Regions from separate parts of the Homo sapiens genome. Here region 2 is linked to region 1. A link is an interaction called in ENCODE POLR2A ChIA-PET data of the cell type or tissue named here. Cell type or tissue: OCI-LY7. All regions are shown on one strand. Links, peaks and the distances in the headings refer to the core of each region. The heading gives the core; the rest is flanking DNA. Region 1 overlaps WAPL (WAPL cohesin release factor). Region 2 has its middle 28 kb from the start of GRID1.

Region 1 (10,822 bases), core at 3,473-8,472:
TTTACTTAAACTTCCAGGGGATTTTCAGTTTTAACACTGAATTTCCGAATTGAGAATAAATGACAGTAAACCTACAAAATCAAATCAAGTAAAAGAACAAAACCCTCACTTTCAAGAGAAAACTGCATAATTACAAAGACAAAATAGAAAGGTAACACCTCATCCTCTCTATCCTCTACAAAAGTGACGTTAAATTATGTTTTGAACTTCAAATACATGGTTTGGACAAATTAGAGATTTTCTCTTATGAAACACATCTTATTTTCAGTACAACAAAAATAAGAAGACAAGTGGAAAATCATACTTCAAGACCGTCAAAAAATCTACATTAAAAAACTTAACTATATCCCCTTACTAGCTGCACTGAAGCAACATAATTAGCATTAAGCATTAGTGTGAACTAATCGTTAGCTTTTAATATATTATCTCTAATAAAGTGGAAAAATTCTCATTTGGATTGTGTACACAAACCCATCATTCATAAATGCCAGGTTTGCATAACATGATGATGCATTAGCAATCTGAAACAATTTATGCACTCATGCAATGACTTGATCTGGCTTCCTGAGACACAACACATAAAGTGGACTGAACATAAATTTTAAAACCAACCTCTCTATTCCTTCCATTCTTTTCAAAGACCAGCTATGTAACTTGTGTGTCTGCTAGTTATGGATCCCTAATTTGAACTACCTTTAGTACCTCAAGCATACTCAGAGCCCAGGCTCTGGTAACAACAGCCTTTTGGCAAGAATGAGTGCCTCAAAGCTCAAGCATTTTACTTCTTTTTAAAAAGCATTGATTGGGCTAGGCACAGTGGCTCATGCCAGTAATTGCAGCACGCCTCTAGGCCGAGGCAGGAAGCAGATCACTTGAAGCCAGGAGTTCACAACAGCCTGGGCAAGAAAGCAAGATCCTGTCTCTACAAAAAATAAAATTAAAGAAATTAAAGAAGCAAAAAGAGAAATTATTTTTAAAAAGCACTGACTAGGCCGGGCACGGTGGCTTACGCCTGTAATCCCAGCACTTTGGGAGGCTGAGGCGGGCGGATCACGAGGTCAGGAGATTGAGACCATCCTGGTTAACACGGTGAAACCCCGTCTCTACTAAAAATACAAAAAATTAGCGGGGCACGGTGGTGGGCACCTGCAGTCCCAGCTACTTGGGAGGCTGAGGGAGGAGAATTGCTAGAACCCGGGAGTCGGAGGTTGCAGTGATCTGAGATGGTGCCATTGCACTTCAGCCTGGGCGACAGAGCGAGACTCTGTCTCAAAAAATTAAAACACTGTAAGAGTGCCTGAAAGAATATGTGCTGTCGGGTGTGGTGGCTCACGCCTGTAATCCCAGCACTTTGGGAGGCCAAGGCAGGCGGATCGACTGAGGTCAGGAGTTTGAGACCAGCCTGGCCAACAGGATGAAACCCCGTCTCTACTAAAAATACAAAAATTAGCCAGGCATGGTGGTGAGTAACTGCAGTACCAGCTACTCAGGAGGCTGAGGCGGGAGAATCAGTTGAACCCGGGAGGTGGAGGTTGCAGTGAGCCGAGATTGCGCCACTGCACTCCAGCCTGGGCGACAAAGCGAGACTGTCTTTAAAAAAAAAAAAAAAAAAGTGCTTTGTAAGTATTAAATGTTATTATTAATTGTTATGTGATGATGTGCTGCTAGGTTTAAGTCTAACACATTCGTAAGAAAACAGAAATATATAGCCTACCTACCTAATAAAGAATATGATAAACAAATGGAATAACTGATGTGTCTATTCATCTCAAAAGTCCTTGAAGCATAACAGCATACAGAATAATTGAACAATTTATATTAAAAGGTCATATTAAAGGAACTTTTGGTTATGCTGTTGAACAAGGCAATTTAGTAATACTATTAGTTTTAAAGCTTTTGATGATGTTTTACCATTTTAATACTAATAAGCAATCTAAAGGGAAGTAGTCCAATTAGAACTTTTTCTTGACTTTTATTTCAGTGTCTTACAAGATTAATATAGGGTTTATTATGGGAGGAGAGATATTGAAGACACATCTAATTAAAAATTAAAATAAGTAATATCTGTATATGGCTAACATACACATATGGCAGGGAGAGGAAGAAACAGGGAAAGAGAGAAAAGGGAACACTGACTGAGCTCTTTACATCATTCCAAAACAGTACAGTAATTCCACATGCTCCTAAGTGAACTGTGTATGTAAAGCACAAAACAGTGGTATGTCACAGGCTAATTTCACTCAGTGGAAGTGATTGTGTGTACAATATATGTAAAAGTATCATACAGCAATCAACTTTCCATGGAAAATCAAAAATCACCCTTACCATTTAGCAACCTAGCTAAATGTTAACAGAGTCATTCTGATTGCACCACCAGGCTTGTCTTTAATCTTCTTAATTTTATTCTTGTTTGAAAAGCAGATACAGGGCCAGGTACCGTGACTCATGCCTGTAATCCCAGCATTTTGGTAGGCCGAGACAGGTGGATCACCTGAGGTCAGGAGTTGGAGACCAGCCTAACCAACATGGTGAAATCCCATCTCTACTAAATACAAAAAATTAGCCAGGTGTGGTGGCAGGCACTGTAGTCCCAGCTACTTGGGAGGCTGAGGCAGGAGAATCGCTTGAACCCAGAAGGTAGAGGCTGCAGTGAGCCAAGATTGCACCATTGCACTCCAGCCTGGGCAACAGAAAAGCAGATACAGGCCGGGTGCAGTGGCTCACGCCTGTAATCCTAGCACTTTGGGAGGTCAAGGTGGGCGGATCACTTGAGGTCAGGAGTTTGAAACCAGCCTGGCCAACATGGTGAAACCCCGTCTCGCATGGTGGTAGGTGCCTGTAATCCCCGCTACTCAGGAGACTAAGGCAGGAGAATTGCTTGAACCCGGGAGGCGGAGGTTGCAGTGAACTGAGATCGTGCCATTGCACTCCACCCTGAGCAACAAAAGCGAAACTCTGTCTCGGAAAAAAAAAAAAAAGAAAGAAAGAAAAGCAGATACAGCATATAAACCAGATACCTAAACTTTTTTCTGTATTAAAAAAAAAAAAAATTGTGGCTAAGCATGGTAGCTCTCACCCATAATCCCAGCAAGTTGGGAGGCCAAGGGAGACAGATGTCTTGCGCCCAGGAGTTTGAGACAGCCTGTGCAACACGGTGAAACTCAGTCTCTACAAAAAATACAAAAATTAGCTGGGAATGGTGGCACGTGCCTGTGGTCCCAGCTACTCGAGACGCTGAGGTGGGAGGATCACCTCCTGAGTCCAGGAAGTGGAGGCTGCAGTGAGCCAAGATCACACCACTGCACTCCAGCCTGGGTGACAGAGCGAGATCCTGTCTCCAAAAAAAAAGGATGGATTCTGTGTGCTAGGTAAATTAATGAGAAAAATACTTAGAACAAAATAAGCAAAAAGTTCATAATAATAATCTAACATTCTAAATATTCAGAACCATTTTAGCATATTTCAATACTAGTAATCTTAAATATATTATTCTTTTGTATTCAGTGCTCCAGGGGCATAAGCAAGAAAAACCTCAAATGTGACATTCCATTAAAGCTAAAGAAAAAATATTCCACTGACAAACTGATGGGGCATTTCTTCATGAGAGATAATATAGTTTCTATAAAAACAATGGATAAAAGTTGGTTTTTACAATAACACCACAAAGGTTGTTGTTAACAGACTGGATTACTGAATCACAACTATAAACCAGAGGAAAAGGCCGGGCGTGGTGGCTCACGTCTGTAATCCCAGCACTTTGGGAGGCCGAGGTGGGCAGACCACTTGAGGTCAGGAGTTTGAGACCAGGCTGTCCAACATAGTGAAACCCCATCTCTACTAAAAATACAAAAAAATTAGCCGGGTGTGGTGGCACACATCTGTAATTCCAGCTACCCCGGGAGGCTGAGGAAGGAGAATCACTTGAGCCTTGGGAGATGGAGGTTGCAGTGAGCCAAGACTGCACCACTGCACTACAGCCTGGGTGACAGAGTGACACTCCATCTCAAAAAAACAAAAACAAACAAAAAAAACAAAACAACAACAACAAAAACAGAGGAAAGAAAGCATTCCTTCCTGAAAATCTAAGAGGAAATGACATGTTATCCCCCACTGGGCTGGCTCATAAAAGCCAGGAAAAAAAGGAATGGGTTTCTTTTGTTCTTGTTTTGTTTTGTTTTTGAGACAAAGTTTCTCGCTCTTACTGCCCAGGCTGGAGTGCAATGGTGTGATTTCGGCTCACTGTAACCTGCGCCTCCCGGGTTCAAGCGATTCTCCTGCCTCAGCCTCCCGAGTAGCTGGGATTACAAGCGCCAGCACGCCTGGCTAATTTTTGTATTTCTAGTAGAGATGGGGTTTTGCCATGTTGGCCAGGCTGGTCTTGAACTCCTGACCTCAGGTGATCCACCTGCCTTGGCCTCCCAAAGTGCTGGGACTACTGGCGTGAGCCACAGCGCACAGCCAAAAAAAAGGAATGTTTTTAAGCCATAAATACTTTATGAACAAGAAGAGCAAATTTATTTATACGTTTTAAAAACTATGTGCTATATGAAGACAAAATAGTAAGCTGATAAGAATTCATCCAGCTTTATCCACCCAAGGATATCACCAGTAATTCAATCAATCAGCACGAAGTACAACTAAATGAACTCTGAAGAAGTACTGCAATGCATAACTATGTGTGTATGTGTGCACAGTACTTTAGCGGCAATTCAAAAGGGGGAAGTAGAAAAAAACAATTTGGATCTGGATTGTCAAAAATTTCTTTAAAGGATTTATAAAAATCCTTTAAAAAAGACAATTGGAATCAGAAGCAGGAGAAGAAAAGTCTTACAAAGAATCTTTGAGCTCTTTACAACTTCCTTTTAAGCATAATCATACAATCTCAAATGGTCTTAAACTATAAAAAACATAACACATGTTAAATATCCAGAGTATTGAATTATTTGAAGGAAGACTACAGAAACTCCTAAATTAAAACCAACAGCATCTGTACTATCAAGAATTAGAAATTGTAATATGCAATATGAAACACTGTAGAGAATCTAATCCACATCTAACGAGAAGAAATAAAGCTGCAAAGTCTTTCTTCTCTGCCCGAATCAACTGCATACAACAGGTAGTAATGACTTTTAAAGACAGCTGCCATTTTTATGAAAAAATTGTCAATTCCTATCTTCATGAAGAACAATGCACACCACTACTGTGAGTAGAACTTCAAAAGCATAATTGGTAGCCACGGTTTTATTAAAAGTAGGTAACTGTCACTTCAGAATATCACCAGGAAATAGCATAACTTGGTCATAAGTTCTAAAAAGTCCATGCAAAAAACCATAAAATTCAGTAGTTGGCATTTTGTGAGAACATAACTTAGCCTATAATTCAACAATTAAAACTAAAAGATACTAGTATGAGAGCCATGACCAAAATCAGCTAAAATAACAGTTCTCACAACTAAAAATACCATTAAATATTGATGACAAGTTGTATTAGAAAGATGATTATCAAATTTAGAAATAAAAAAACCGGAAGCTATAAATATCTTGAGACAACACCACCTGTGATTAGAGAATATCCATTCTCCCCTTCATTTTCCTTTAAAAACATTTAGCTGGACAAATGCTCACATAGATTTCTCAACATCTTGATGCTTGCATGGGCATGTGACTAAGCTCTTGCCAATGAAGTGTGAAGAGAAGTGAGGTACACCTTCTGGGTCCTGGCTTCTAGGGATGGTTCATTGCCTTCCCTTCTAGTTCCTTCTATCTTAATCAATAGTCCAGAAATGGTAGAATACCACCACACAAGGGAAACTTGGGTCCCCTACACTGCAGCAATTTGAAAATTGTCCAGAGATAAACAACCAGAGACTGGTAAGCCAGAGAAAAATAAGCTATCTATTAATAACTAATTTGGGATTTCTTTTACAACATCTGAACCAGATCCTAAGAAGCCACCTTTGAACAACAGTAAATTGAGATTAGAAACAAATAATAACAGGACATGCTGAAAGTATAAAATTTTGCCAATACTGGATGTGGGTAAACTATGCACATACAACGTTAAAAAGAAACAATTTAAAAGATATAAACAGTCAACATGTAAGAGAATGGAGGAAGACAGAAACTAAAGAAAAAAAATCTAAAACCAATCTTTAGAATTATAAAAATATATACTGGGGAAGATCTACATGAACTGATAGTGATTTCCAAGAAATATTACTAAATTTTAAAGGAGAGACAGTGCAAAACAGGACATATAGATGCTACTTTTTATGTAAGAAAAAAAAAATTTTTTTTTGAGACAGCGTTTCGCTCTTGTTGCCCAGGCTGGAGTGCAATGGCGCGATCTTGGCTCACTGCAACCTCCGCCTCCCAGATTCATGCGATTCTCCTGCCTCAGCCTCCCGAGTAGCTGGGATTACAGGCATGTGCTACCACGCCCAGCTAATTTTGTATTTTTAGTAGAGACGGGGTTTATCCATGTTGGTCAGGCTGCTCTCGAACTCCTGACCTTAGGTGATCTGCCTGCTTTGGCATCCCAAAGAGCTGGGATTACAGGCGTGAACCACCGCGCCGGGCTGAAAAATTTTAGTCTGTTTATTTTTATATAAAAAAGAAACATAGAAAAGAAGCAGCAGAAAACAATAAAATTGGTTCCCTACAAGGGTGGGTGACAGACTGGAACACATCTCAGATGAAGTGACCTCATTAAACTTACCTTTTTATATAGTTTTGACTTTTATAATGTTGTACACATTAAAAAAAAAAAAGTAAGAATGGAAACGGAAAACCCCAACACTTAAAGCAAACCAGAACAAAGAAACCTACTCATATTTCACATGGACAGCAAACACTGTGAAGAGAAGCCAGACAAACCACCCAATGCACTGACCAGTCAAGAGGCAGGCAGGCAGAAATAATCCCAAGTAATTTGTGAACATATTATTTGACTTTATACCCTCAATCTTGGGCAGGGTGGAGTAGGGCAAGGGCAGAATTGCCAAACAATTCCTGAAAATTTTTGTAAATTTACTTATTGTAGTGGAATGGGCAAAGCAATTCTGTACCTATTTAGATATAAGTTGAGTAAATGTGCTGCTGCTGTTGTTCACTGTGAAAAAGACATAAGGCCAGAAAGAACCCTGGGCTCTCACTGTGAAAAAGACAGAAGGCAAGAAATAATCCTGTGAAAATGCATGGATACTGAAGATTATGTGTGAATTCATGATTTCTAGATCACTTATGTACACAGGCATGAATCCACATATATATGTGAAGGTATATTTGTATGTGAATGTATGTGAATATATATGTATGTATGTAATATATGTATACGTGCATGTTTCCTATGCCCGTTTGCTAAAAGCGCCAAGAAGCAAAGGACACACCTAGGGCCCATTATCATAGTCTCTAATACCATTCTCCACTAAAGAGAATCATTACTCCTCGGAGAATGGACCTGATCCCGAGCCTACAGCTGACCAGGTACAAGATGAACCTAGAACACTGTGTTACACCAGGAAGAAAGAAGTTTTCACAAAATGATGGGGACATGGCAGACAAATCAAACAGCCAGCTTAATGAGGCTCTACTAGCCAAATCAGGACAAATTTAGGCCCCAAATAATTAAATACAGTAATAGATTATAAACCATTTGGGAAAAAGTAGGGATTCACTAAAGAAGTCAAATTCATAGGAACAAAGAGTGGAAAGGTGGTTGCCAGGGGCTGGCAGGTAGGGGAAATGGGATTTTGGTCAAAGGGTAGAAACTTCCCATTATAAAATGATTAGCTTCTGGAGATCTGACTTATAGCATGGTAACTACAGTTAATAATAATGTACTTTACAGAGTTATGTACCACATAACAAGGTTTTGGTCAATTACAAACTGCATATGTAACGGTGGTCTCATAAGATTTTAATGGAGCTGAAAAATTCCTAACATTTAGTGACATCTTAGCACAATGCATTAGGCGAGTGTTTGTAGTGATGCTTTTGTAAACAAACCTACTGTGCTGCCAGTCCTATAAGGGTACAGTACATACATGCCAGGTGCGGTGGCTCACGCCTGTAATCCTAGCATTTTGGGAGGCCGAGGTGGGTGGATCACCCGAGGTCGGGAGTTTGAGACCAGCCTGACCAACATGGAAAAACCCTGCCTCTATGAAAAATACAAAATTGGCTGGGCGTGGAGGTGCATGCCTGTAATCCCAGGTACTCTGGAGGCTGAGGCAGGAGAATTGCTTGAACCTGCGAGGCGGAGGTTGCGGTAAGCTGAGATCCCACCACTGCACTCCAGCCTGGACAACAAGAGCAAAAACTCCATCTCAAAAAAAAAAAAGAGTATAGCACATACAATTAGATACAGTAAGTAACACTTGACAATGAATGACTATTAACAATAGCAGTTACTGGTTTATGTATTTACTATATTTTAACCATTTTAGAATATACTCCTTCTACTTGTAAAACAAAAAAAAGTTCATTGTAAAACCGCTTCAGACAGGTACTTCAGGAGTTATTCCAGAAGAAGGCTGGCATCATAGGAGATGACAGCTCCACGTATGTTAGTGCCCTTGAAGAACTTCCAGTGGCACAAGATGTGGAGGTGGAAGACTGTGAGAATTATGATCTTCACTCTGGATAGGTCTAGGCTGGTGTATCTTAAGTTTTTAACAAAAAAAAAAAAAAATTTTTTTTTCTTTTTTTTTTTTTTTTTTTTTTGGCAGTCTCACTCTGTTGCCCAGGCTGGAGTACAGTGGCGCGATCTCGGCTCCCGCCACCACGCCTGGCTAACTGTATTTTTAGTAGAGATGGGGTTTCACCATGTTGGCCAGACTGGCCTCAAACTCCTGACCTCAGGTGACCCACCTGCCTCAACTTCCCCAAGTGCCGGGATTACAGGCGTGAGCCACCGCACCCAGGCAACAAAAAAGATTTTAAAGTAAAATTAAAAATAATTTTAAAAATAGAAAAAAGCTTACGGAATAAAGATATAAAGAATGAAAATATTTTTGTACAGTAGTACAGTGTGTTTGTTTTAAGCTATGTGTTATTAACAATAGCCAAAAAGTTTTAAACAAATTAAAACGTTTATAATGTTAAAAAGTTACAGTAAGCTGGTTGGCCACAGTGCCTCACGTCTGTAATCCCAACACTTTGGGAGGCCAAGCTGGGAGGATTGCTTGAGCCCAGGAGTTCAAGACCAGCCTCGACAACATGGTGAAACCCCACCTCTACAAAAAATACAAGATCACCAGGGTGTGGTGATGTCCACCTGTAGTCCCAGCTACTAGGGACGCTGAGGTGGGAGGATCAGTTGAGCCCAGGAGGTCAAGGCTGCAATGAACAGTGTTCACACCACTGCACTTCAACCTAGGTGACAGAGGGAGATTGTCTCAAAACAAAAAGCAAAAAGAAAAAAACAAGCCATTACAGTAAGCTAAGGTTAATTTATCATTGAAGAAACTATTATAACTTTAGTGCAGCATACGTGTACAGTCTTTATAAAGTCTACAGTAGTGTCCTAAGCTTTCACATTCACTCACTGACTCCCAAAGAAACTTGCAATCCTGCAAGCTCCATTCATGGTTAAGTGTCCTATATAGGTGTACCATTTTTATATGTATTTTTACTGTACCTTTTCTAGGTTTAGATACACAAATACTTACCACTGTGTTACAACTGCCTACAATATTCAGTACGGCAACATATCAGAAGCAACAGGCTATACCATATAGCCTAGGTGTGTGGCAGACTATCCCATCTAGCTTTGTGTTCTGTGTGCACAATGAAATCGCCTAATGATGCATTTCTCAGAATGTAACCCTGTCATTAAGTAATGCGTGACTGTAGTACAAAATGGAAAAACAAATGAAATTCCAAACTATAAACACCCTAACACACACACAGGCACACACGCATGTGCGTGTGCTCACTCGTGCTCTCTCTCTCCCCTCCCCCGTCCCTCCCATCTCCCCCCACTCACCCCCCAACCCCTACCCCCCTCCTTCCCATCTATAACTATCAAATAGATGTCAGTGCTTTCCAGCTCCTGATAACCCCTGGCCACATTTTCTCACTTCAAGCCTCATTTCCTGGGAAATAAGAGTAAAATACTTTGAACTTTCAAACTTTAAAGGCACCTATACTAAAGAAAATACGATTAGGCAGGGCACGGTAGCTCACATCTGTAATCCCAGCACATTGGGAGGCCGAGGGAGGCGGATCGCTTGAGATCAGGAGTTCAAGACCAACATGGTAAAACCCCGTCTCTACTAAAAATACAAAAATTAGCCCTAGGACATGGTGGCACCCACCTGTAGTCCCAGCTACTCAAGAGGCTAAGGCAGTTGAATCACTTGAACCCAAGAGACAGAGATTGCAGTGAGCTGAGACTGCGCCACTGCACTCCAGCCTGGGCAACAGAGCGAGACTCCATATCCAAAACAAAAAAAAAGATTAACAGTACTTTCATTACTTATTAAAATCCTTCCAGAATAAAGTATTAAAGGAAAAAAAAGCACAAGAATTGGATCACAGAGAGAAAATAATTTACATTTTCCTAAGCCTTTTTGACTTATACAGATCAATGATTTTAATTACCTGGTTTAATATTTAAGTTAAATACTACCTATATAAAAGGAAGCAATATGCTTCTGGTTTGGAACAAACACACTGAGGAAATACTAAGACTGCTCAAAATTCCAGTAGGAAAAAACAATTCTGCCTTTTTAAGATACTCTTCTTATTCATTTTTGTATCCCTAGCACAGTGAAAGTCATGTAGTAAACACCAAACAAAAACAATGATGAAAAAAAGCC
Region 2 (10,822 bases), core at 962-5,961, 88 kb before region 1:
GGTCAATGTTAATTAAAGGAATGAGGGTGACTTGCACACGCCGCATAGTAAAGCGGCAGAGAACTTGCATCAGGCGTCTCTGACCACCGAGCCTGCGAAGACCTAGCTGATTACGACCAGGAAACAGGAGGGGACATGGCCCAAGGTGGGCGGGGCCAGTGCTGGGAAGCCCCGCCCCGCCCCCGATCCTGTGCTCCCAGGTCTGGGCGTTAGGATTCTCTCAGTCCCGGAGCCACGCCGGCTGACCGCAGGGCTCGGGGAGCGCGGCTGGGCCCCTTTTCCCGGGTCCGGGAAGCGCCGGGCCACGCCGGGTCCGCTGGAGAGACTGAGGGCCAGGGTCGCCGCTGCCGCCGGGAGGCGACAGAGCCAGCTGGGCGCACCTGGGTGCTGGCGGCTGCGGAGTCGCGGGGCCCGGTCCTGAGGTCACCTTCCCACCCCGACCTCACGCCCCTTCCTGGTCTGACCCATCACTGCGGCCCACCCGGCTGACAGCGCCCGAGACCCGCGGCGAGCCATCAGGGAGGAGCTGCGGGCTCAGGGTGCAGGAACCTTGGGGACGAGCTGAAGAATGGGTTAATAACCAGGCAAAGAGCGAGGAGGTGGCTGGGCCTGGGGCGTCTGAAGCTGGGGCTTGGGTTGTTCCTTGAAGGAGCAGACAGAAGGCCAGTGTGGCTGGACTCGCCAGGAGGGCTGCTGAGAGGAGGAGGGGCTGGAGGCCCCAATGAGGATTTGGGCTTTTCCTCAAAGTGCCACTGCTACTTTTAATTGTTTGTCACCAGAGAAACAGGATCAAATTTGTCTTGTAAACACCTCTGACTTGGATGGGAGGGAGAGGGAAATGGAAGTGAAAAGCGTTATTCAGGAACAAGGCCAGAGCCGGCCTGGACCAGGGAGTGGAGGCAGGTGTAGGCGTAGAGAGGGATAGATTTTGGAGTTAGAATCGATGGGACCTGAGGATGAGTTAATTGCAAGTGGGGGCGATTAAAAAAAAAAAAAAAAAGCCAACACAGACTCCAGGGTTCTCGCTTAAGCAGCTGCAGAGAGGAGCTGCCGCTTCAGGAAGCGGGAGAGGTCGTTCCAGAAGGCAGTTTGGGGCCATTAAACTTTGACACTCATGAGATTAGAGCAAATCTGTTCCAATACTTAAATCACTGGGAGAAACCGCTTACCAGGGAATTTCCAGTGAAGTTGCCAGTAGAGGGTCTTACTCCAGATCACAAAAAATGCTACCATGCCTGGTGGGGCTGGACTCCGTCTATGTTGGGTTTGGGCCTGGATAAATGTTGCAGCCAGCCTTGATCCTGGGGAGAGGTATTTAAGGATGGGAACATAAAGGCAGCAGCAAAGGAGATTGTCACATGTATGTGGCGATGACAGTCCCATTATCTGCCTGCCTGTCCCTGTGGCCGTGTGTGCCCAGTCCAAGGAGCCAACCTTGCCGGCCGCTGTCCCCTGTGAAGGCAGCAGGACTCACTGAAGCTGGACTGTGGTTATGACCCTGGACTGTTGAGCCAAAACTGTCTGGGTTTGTAATCCCAGCTCCACCTCCTGCTACCTGCATGGCCTTGGGCAAGTTTCTGTGCCTGTTTCCTCATCTGTAAACTGGGAATAATAACATCTAGATCATATGATTGTGGTGAGACACTCACCACCTTATAAAGGATTTACTACTTGATTAAGAAGAACCACGAGCCTGTGGGGACCAGCTCGGAGTGCAGCCACAGATTCCTTAATAAGCTCGTTGGATTTTTAAGTAACATTTTTTTTTTGCTTCCCATGCCAGATGGAGCTGTCACACTGGCAGGTGGTGCTCAGAGGAGGGGTCAGGCTGGAAGGCACCTGTGTAGGACACGATGCTGGTGCCTTGAGAGTGGAGGCACCACCCTGGGTTGGGCTTCTCAGCCCCCACAGAGCACTTACATCACCTGAGAGTGTTGGAAAAATGCCAGTGACCCTGGCCCTCCCCTGGACGCGATCAGCCTGGGCATCAGCATTTCGCAGAACTCCCTGATGATTCTCGTGCAAAGCTAAGATTGAGAACCTCAGGTCTAGGGAGGTCAGGTGGCAAGAGAAGGGCAGGAGCTGAGCAACTGAGCAGCTGAGCAGGGGCAGGGGAGGGTAGGGTGCAATTTCAGAGGCCAGGCTGAGGAGGAGGAGTGAGCAAGGAGACTGAGACCATGTGGCCCTGGTGCGGGAGTGAATCCAGGAGCAAACTGAAGAGGCTGGAGCTTGAAACAAGGGAAGAGGCAGAGCAAGGGACTGCAGAAGTCAAGGACTGAGATGTGGTGATTCCACGTGGCCCGGGAGGTCCCTGGTGACCTTAGCAGACAGGATGCTGGGTGAAGCTAAAAGCTAAAATGGACAGTAGAGTCACCAACTAAGATTAGAAAACACCTGTAGATATAAACAGGGGAAGGAGAAGAGATAGTAGCCGGAAGGAGTTGTGGAGTCAAGGGAAGTTTGGTTTGTTTTCTTTTTAGGGCCTCCTGGGCCTGTTGGGAGGCTGGGGAAGCCCCCAGGAGAGGGAGCAGAGGGAAGCAGGAGGTATGGGAACAGGTCCTTGAGGAGAGAGAAGATGCACCAGAGCCCGGAGGGGCCACTTCTGAGGGAGGAGGGAAGAGGAAGGTGCCAGCCAGAGAGTGGACTCACAGCTGTGAGACAGGCTCCACGGTCCTCCCAAGACCAGAGTCAGGGGTTTAGAGAGAGGGAACAGCTGGAAGGAAAGGAGAAATGCTCTAAGCGGGGGACAGAACTTAGAGACCTGTCTCTAAGGACAGACTCCACGTCTCCCAGGCCTGGGTTGCTGATAGCAGGAGAGGAAATGGCGTCCCCACACTGGAGAAGACTGAAGAAGGGGCAGGGCCTAGGCCAGCCCATGTCTATCAAAGCATCAGGGTGGGATGCTCAGAGAAGTGTGCGGACGCAGGGAGCTTGGGGGCTAGAGTCCTTGAGAGTGCCCTGGAAGGGGAGGGGAGCAAGGGGAGGCTAGAGGTGGGGTAGGTGGAGGGGCTGCAAGCGGCAGGGTGGGAGTAGAGGAGAAGGCTGCGACCTGGGAAGCGTCATCACTGAGGTTGGCCGTAGCACTGGAGCCCACCTCCCCCACCCCAGTACCTGGCCAACTCCAGGCCCAGCCTGGCAGCTCTTCCTCCTGGAACTCTTTCCATACACTTCTAGAAGAGCTTGGTTCTCCTTCCTGGCTGTGCTCTGTGACCTGAGCCCACCTCAGGTAGAGCCCGCTGAAACCTAACCCCTAAATCACCCCTGGGTGCCAGTGCCATCCTGAGCCCAGGTCAGACATGGTCCGGCAGGGCTGGGATGGACGCACGAATGATGCTTAGGAAGTCACGTCTGCATGTCTCAGGGAGTCTGTCAACCTGAACGAGTGAAAGTAGCAAGAACTAATTTAGAGTTATTGAAAGAGGAAGGTCAAGTCCTGATCCCACCTGCCTCTGCTGGTCTCCTCCCTGTGGGTCCTGGGCCCCATGCTGTCACCCTATCCTGGCAGACTGAAGCTGGGGAAAGTGTGCAAGTGACACGTGGTCAGCAAGCACAGCGCCATCCAACACTAAGATGTGGGGCCAGGAAGGTGGACCCAGCTATCAGAGGGGAGGGGGGAATGCTAATTTTTCTTTTTCTTTTTTTCTTTTTTGTTGGGGGTGGGGGTACGGAGTCTCACTCTGTGGCCCAGGCTGGAGTGCAGTGGCATGATCGCAGCTCACTGCAGCCTCTGCCTCCTGGGTTCAAGCAATTCTCCAGCCTCAGCCTCCTGAGTAGCTGGGATTACTCCCAAGTAGCTGGCAGGCGCATGCCACCACACCAGCTAATTTTTGTATTTTTAGTAGAGACAGGGTTTCGCCATGTTGGCCAGGCTCCAGGCTGGTCTCAAACTCCTGACCTCAGGTGATCTGCCCACCTCGGCCTCCCAGAGTGCTGCGATTACAGGTGTGAGCCACTGCACCCGGCCCAATTCTTCTTTTTAAAACGCTCATTTTGTTATTGTATTCTGACAGTGAGATGCACAATGACATCACAGTGTGTGTGCAGCACTGCTTGGAATATGAAGCAAGAATGTGCAATGGAGGACACGGAGGCCAGGGGTGGAGCTGTGGCAGCAAGGGTGGGGCGGGCACTGCTGTAGAGTAGGACATCAAGGTGCAGTGTCGTGAGCATAAGAAGCAAGAGGAGCACCAGGGCAAACAACCACTGGGCTCAGCCGTGCCTCTCACACCTCCTCCCAGGCGTTCTCCAGCACTGGTAGGGTGGGGGGTGATAGACAGTCAGGAATTAAACTTCAAATTATACTCAACTGCAGAATGATAAAGTTATTTCCTTCTTATTTATTTTCCAACTCTTCTGATTATTCACAGGGGAAATAAAAAGTGCTCGTGTAGAGATAATACATTTTCATTATAAAATTTTTAAACATACAGAGAAATAATGAAGTAACAGACACCCTTACTGGCCATGCAGAAATAATCCATGAAATCCCTTTGCTTTGGAGCTGTTTCTCTGTCTGCTAGAAATAAACCACTATAGAGAGAGCTGAGGATCATCCCTTCCCTCCCCTCCCCTCCCCGTGCCCCAGCGGCACAGCTGTTGACGTGTAGTATTGGTTATTGTGTTAGTCAGCTGTAAGGTCTAACTGACTTTTCTACACTTTGATATATGTGTATATTTCCATTAATGATGTATATTATAGCTTCAGTGTCTTTCACTTTACATAAATTATGATAATACTGTGTATATCGTGTTGCAGCTTGCTTTTATCTTGCATCATGTTTTTGATGTTTAGATGCGTTGGCAGACGGAGTTTCATACTGTCTGGCTTTGCTGCTTTGGAGTATTCGATGATAGACAATGCCGCATCTCACTCTCCTGTTCCCCTTCCAGGGCAGAGTCGGTTTTTTTCCACTTCTTTAGAATGGCCAACAGTGCCACAGTGAATGTCTTGGTACTTATGCCCTTGCGAACATAGGAACAGGTTTCTCTAGAGCAGTTACTTACAAATGTCTCTACCTAGAGCAGATACTTACAAATGTCTCTACCACAAAGTATGCAGATATCTAAGTAGGATTAACAAAGTGTTCTCCACATAGTAGGCTGATTCAGATTCCAACAAACGGAGTACACAATTTCCTGTTTCTGCCCGTCTCGCCAGCTTCCCTATGGTTCCCTCTCTGAAAATCTTGTTTTACCCTTACTCCTGAATGATAGTTTAAAATGAAATGTATCATCAGGGCTGGGCACAGTGGCTCAAGCCTGTAATCCCAACAATTTGGGAGGCAGAGGTGGGTGGATCACTTGAGGTCAGGAGTTCAAGACCAGCCTGGCCAACATGGTGAAACCCCATCTCTACCAAAAATATAAAAAATTAGCTGGGTGTGGTGGCACGAGCCTGTGTAATCCCAGCTACTCAGGAGGCTGAAGCAGGAGAACCACTTGAACCCAGGAGGCAGAGGTTGCAGTGAGCCAAAATCATGCCACTGCACTCCAACCTGGGCAACAGAGCGAGACTCCGTCTCAAAAAAAAAGGTGACTTCAGACTTTTTAAGTTGTGCAAATCTTATGGGTTTACAGAAGTAAAGGTTTGTTTTTCTTTTTCTTTTTTTAAGGCAGGGAGAATTTTAGCCTGGTTTTTTGTTTTTTTTAATTGTTGCTGTTGTTGTTATTTTGTTTGTTGTTTTTTTTTTTTTTTTTTTTAGACAGTCTCGCTCTGTCATCCAGGCTGGAGTGCAGGGGTAAGATCATAGCTCACTTCAGCCTCCACTCCCAGGCTCAAGTGATTCTCCCACCTAAGCCTCCCAAGTAGCTGGGACTATAAGCACACCCCACCACACTCAGCTAGTTTTTTTGTATTTTTAGTAGATGAAGTCTCACTATGTTGCCCAGGCTGGTCTCAAACTCCTGAACTCAAGTGATCCTCCTGCCTCGGCCTCCCAAAATGCTTGGATTACAGGCATGCACCACAGCTCCCAGCCTACATATATATTTTGTTGTTATTGTTGTTGAGAGAAAGTCTCTCTCTGTCAGCCTCTACCTTGCAGGCTCAAGTGAGCCTCCCACCTCAGCCTCTGGAGTAGCTGGCACTGACTACAGGTGCATACCACCATGCCCAGCTAATTTTTTTTATTATTATTTTTGTAGAGATGGGATTTTGCCACGTTGCTCAGGCTGGCCTCAAATTCCTGGGCTCAAGCAATCTGCCCACCTCGGCCTCCCAAAGTGCTGGGATTACAGCATGAGCCACCACACCCAGCCTATATTTTATTTATTTGAGATGGAGTTTCTTTCTGCCACCCAAGCTGGAGTGCAGTGGTGTGATCTCAACTCACTGCAACCTCCACCTCCCAAGTTCAAGAGATTCTCCTGCCTCAGCCTCCCAGGTAGCTGGGATTACAGGCGCCCACCACTACACCCGGCTAATTTTTGTATTTTTAGTAGAGATGGGATTTCCCCCATGTTGGCCAGGCTGGTCTTGAACTCCTGACCTCAAGTGATCCGCCCGCTTCAGCCTCCCAAAGTGCTGAGATTACAGGTGTGAGCCACTGTGCCTGGATTCAAAGTATCCTTTTTAAACAAATAACTTCATTTTTAAAATGAACAAAAGACCTGAATAGACATTTCCCAAAAGAAGGCATACAAACGGTCAGCAGGTATATGAAAAAATGTTCAATATCACTAATCATCAAGGAAATGCAAATCAAACCATGATGAGATACCATCTCACCCAAGTTAGAACGGCTATTATCAAAAAGACAAAAAATAACAGACGTTGGCAAGGATTCGGAGAAAGGGGAACACTCATACACTGTTAGTGGGAATATAAACTAGGACAGCCACTATGAACAACAGTATGGAGGCGCTTCAAAAAACTAAAAGTAGAACTACCATATGATCTAGCAATCCCACTGCTGGATATATCCAAAAGACAGGAAATCAGTAAACCTAAGAACTATCTGCACTCCCATGTTTATTACAGCACTGTTCATATTAGTCAAGAAGTGAAATCAACCTAAGAATCCACCAATGAATGAATGGATAAGGAAAATGTGGTATATATACACAAAGAAACATTATTTGGCCATAAAACAGAATAATATCCTTTCATTTGTAGCAACATGGATGGAGCTGGAGTTCATTATGTTGAGTGAAATAAACAGGTACAAAAATACAAATATCACATGTTCTCACTCAAATGTGGGAGCTAAAAAAGTGGATCTTACGGAGGCATGGAGTAGAATGATGCTTACCAGGGCCTGAGAAGGGTAGAAGGGAGAAGAGATAATGAAAAGTTGGTTAGTGAATACAAATATACAGTTAAAAGAAATAAGTTCTAGTGTTTGATAGTACAGTAGGGTGACTATAGTTAACAATAATTGATTATATATTCCAAAATAGCTAGAAGAGAAGAATTGGAATGTTTCCAACACAAAGAAAAATGTTTGAGGTGATATATAATCCAATTACCTGAATTTGATCATTACACATTGTATACATGTATCAAACTATTGGGTGTACCCTCAAAATATATACAACCATCATATATCAATAAAACAAAGTGTCCTTTTTAAAATACATTAAATTTAATCTGAAAAATGGCAGTGGTGGTGAAAACATAACTTTGTGCTTTCTGAATCCCCACATAATTATAGTCAGAGCAACAAGACATTAAAACCAAAACCCGTGGACAACATTGCAACAAAACTAAGTGATAGGTTATCCTGTCACCACAAAATGCAAGTGGGTGGACAACAACCATGACACCTGCACAGCATCAGCATGCGCTGGGGGAAAGCCGAGGGAAGCAACAGGTTACCTGGGCACCTGAGGGCCCTGTTCATCCACAGTGCAGGGGCCGGGTGAGAACCAGCAGTTTGTCTCACTCCAGATCTTACCAGATCTGCGGTAAGATCTGAAGGTCTGTGAATTCTCTCACTGATCTGCGAGGGCTCCCTTCCGGACTGCACCCCACAATGGACAGCAACTGCTGGAAATTGAATCAAAATTAAGCAGGGGCCAGGCATGGTGGCTCATGCCTGTAATCCCAGCAATTTGGGAGGCCAAGGGGGGAGGATTGCTTGAGGCCAGGATTTTGAGACCACTCTTGGCCACATAGTGAGACCCAGTCTCTTTAAACTCGCCCGCAGAGTTCTTTTTTCTTTTTTTTAACAGGATGAGAAAAATAGGAGCTTCAACTCATCTCCAACCAGGGTGAGGCAGGTGAGCAAAGAAAGGTCCTGGCTTGCAGCAAAGAATTTCAGAGCATACTAAACAGTTAAGGGATGCAGAAAATGAGATTTTAATGCAATAATTTTTTAAACAAAATTCAATGCCAAAAAATCCAGGATGAACAAAATATCAACCTTTTAAATAAAGATAGGATATTAATAGTCTTGTACTGAACCATACTGGAGCCTGAGGCCAAAGGAATAATCAGTGATGCTGATCCTGTCTTTATTATAGTGAAACAGTAACACGGTCCATAGCCCTTCTTGAGGATCTACTAAAGCACCAGTCGCAGAGACCAAAATAACTAGAGAAACATCACATTAATGATTGGTGATGATTAACAAATGTATAGTTATTTGTGGAGTGAAGACTAAATGAGGGTTTAAAAAGAGAGATTATGCTATCTAATGGCTTTACCATCTGAGAATGTAGAGTACAAACAAAAATAGGGGGTAGGCTGGGTACAGTGGCTCACGCCTGTAATCCCAGCACTTTGGGAGGCCAAGGAGGGCAGAACACCTGAGTTCAGGGGTTTGAGACCAGCCTAGCCAACATGGTGAAACCCTGTCTCTACTAAAAATACAAAAATTAGCCAGGCATGGTGGCATGTGCCTGTAATCCCAGCTACTCGGGAGACTGAGGCAGGAGAATCGCTTGAACCCAGGAGGCAGAGGTTGCAGTGAGCCAAGATTGTGCCACTGCACTCCAGCCTGGGCAACAGAGCAAGACTCTGTCTCAAAAAAAAAAAAAAAAAAATGGGGGGGATAAAAATAACATATGCAGAAAGAAAAAGTTTTAGGTGTTTTCAGAAATTATAGCTAGTTATGGTATTGATATTGTTATTCTGAACCTGTAAGTATATAAATTGAAATAAAACAAATGACTAATTGGATTCTAATTCAGTTATTCCTGGTGTCCTTAAGAACCAGGATTCCCAGTGTGGAAGAAAAGAAATACAGGTGTAATCAAGAAGTCCTCCACTTAACGTAGTTACATCAGTATAAATTCCCAGTGTATTTTATCATATATGTAATTTACAGCTCCTCCATTGAAAAGACCTAGAAACAAAGATCAACCAAGAAGTGAAGAGGATTCCTAGCACCCCAAACTGGTAAGATGTCTTGTCATTCCAGATAACAAGGAAGTGTTCAAAGGCTACTAGGGTCACATCTAAAGGACCCAAGGATTAACCTGAAGGGCTCCAGCTGCCCAAAGAGGGGACAATTTGTATGTTACTACTGACAGTAACTGCAACGTATTGAAATCCATCTAGCACATTTAAATCCTTGGCATCGTGATGGTATATTTTTTTAACTCTTCATTTTGGGAGGATGACAGGGTAGCAATTCGTCATCTTGAAAACGGATAAATAAATGCAAAGAAACAAGCATTTACCCGCCTTTCCTCTGTGAACGGTTCCACTGGGTAACCAAATAGCAGATGAGGAGAAGAGTCTCTTTATAAAATCAACCCAGATGATAAATGAAAAATAAATTATATAATTAGTATATCACCATTTTCATCCCCCAGTGAATTAATGAATGTAAGCATTGGACATCGTCTCTCCTCAGATCTCAAAAAATAGAGACAACCAGACATTATGTGCCTCCTGACAAAACAGCACTCCACCACCTGGAGTCTCACCAAAAATCTTGAACCTGAGTCTGATCAAGCCTTTGGATCCAGCTGTCAATTTGCAGGAAATGCAGAAAACAGGGAGATGTGTTGAACTGCACCAGGAGAATGCAATCAGTGAAATCCAGACTAGAAATCTCTTCAGATTCTTCCAAGGATACATTGCAAGGAAAAGAAAGTGATGGAGAAAGAAACTACAAATTAAAGAGACTTAAAATATATTAACAAAATGAGCAAGTCTAATTTATAGCCTCTAGAGAGGCGAACTTGGGTGACAACAATTTTTTAAAAACTCGGGTAAGTAATTACTATGAAAGGCAGGAGAGTGGCTACTTTGGGAAGGAGGGAGTCGAGTGAAATCGGGAAGGAGCACGGGTAAGGTATTCTGGGGGAAAGTACTGTTTCTTGGCTTGGGTAGTGGTTACAAAGGTGTTCATTTGATAATAATTCACAAATCTTCACATTTGTGTGGCTTTCTGTGTATTGGCGATTGAATTCAAACTCAGAACTGCTAAGGCCAGCGCCCAAGGCAGCCGACCGCAGAGGCGGGTGGGCAGAGTGGATGAAAAGCAGGCGCTCGGGCCTCCAGGCCTGGCGGGGACAGGAATGTGTTCCGGGCCCCTTGCAGGAGACGCACTGCAGGGGGCGCTGCGGGCACACTGAGACCTCGGAGAGGATCACAGCTCCTGGACCTAGCCCGCGACGCGCCCAGAAGCCTCTATCGCATTCAACTCAGAGCACGACCGCTCGGGAGGAGCGGGCCCATCCAGCCCAGGGGAGGGACCAGGCCGACTTCCGCGCAATGAGCCCTAGGCGGCCGCGCAGCGGTGCAGTGGGCGCGGAGCTGGCAATCAGCGACGACCCGCGGCTGCGGCCCTGCGGGAGCTGCACCATGCGGTCCGGGGCGAGTCGGCTGACACGCGCGCTCACGGCGAGTGGAGCCGGGAATCCAGACCCC

Evidence for each region. ChIA-PET counts read pairs that join two places held together with the same protein. Peaks named below come from ENCODE experiments on the same cell type or tissue, not always from the same donor. Only the 100,000 strongest peaks of a DNase experiment are listed, where the experiment ranks them.
Region 2: POLR2A ChIA-PET joins it to region 1 with 7 read pairs; 8 of 35 experiments call an interaction of 5 or more read pairs at or near these places.

The regions. Positions count from the first base shown.
Region 1 is chr10:86,475,094-86,485,915 of GRCh38, forward strand. All of the region lies in intron 4 of WAPL (WAPL cohesin release factor), which reads right to left. Among named protein-coding and RNA genes, the nearest start is that of WAPL, 41 kb to the right of the region's middle. In OCI-LY7, for the core only: no CTCF peak of the experiment used is centred there; no DNase peak of the experiment used is centred there; H3K27ac peaks cover 654 bases.
Region 2 is chr10:86,389,472-86,400,293 of GRCh38, forward strand. No RefSeq gene overlaps it. Among named protein-coding and RNA genes, the nearest start is that of GRID1, 28 kb to the left of the region's middle. RefSeq lists silencers at 76-465, 10,700-10,822 and enhancers at 706-805, 2,214-2,313, 2,534-2,913, 10,303-10,822, 10,360-10,409 and 2 more. In OCI-LY7, for the core only: no CTCF peak of the experiment used is centred there; DNase peaks (open chromatin) are centred at 2,300, 2,840, 3,440, 4,120 and 3 weaker places; H3K4me3 peaks cover 4,240 bases; H3K27ac peaks cover 4,641 bases.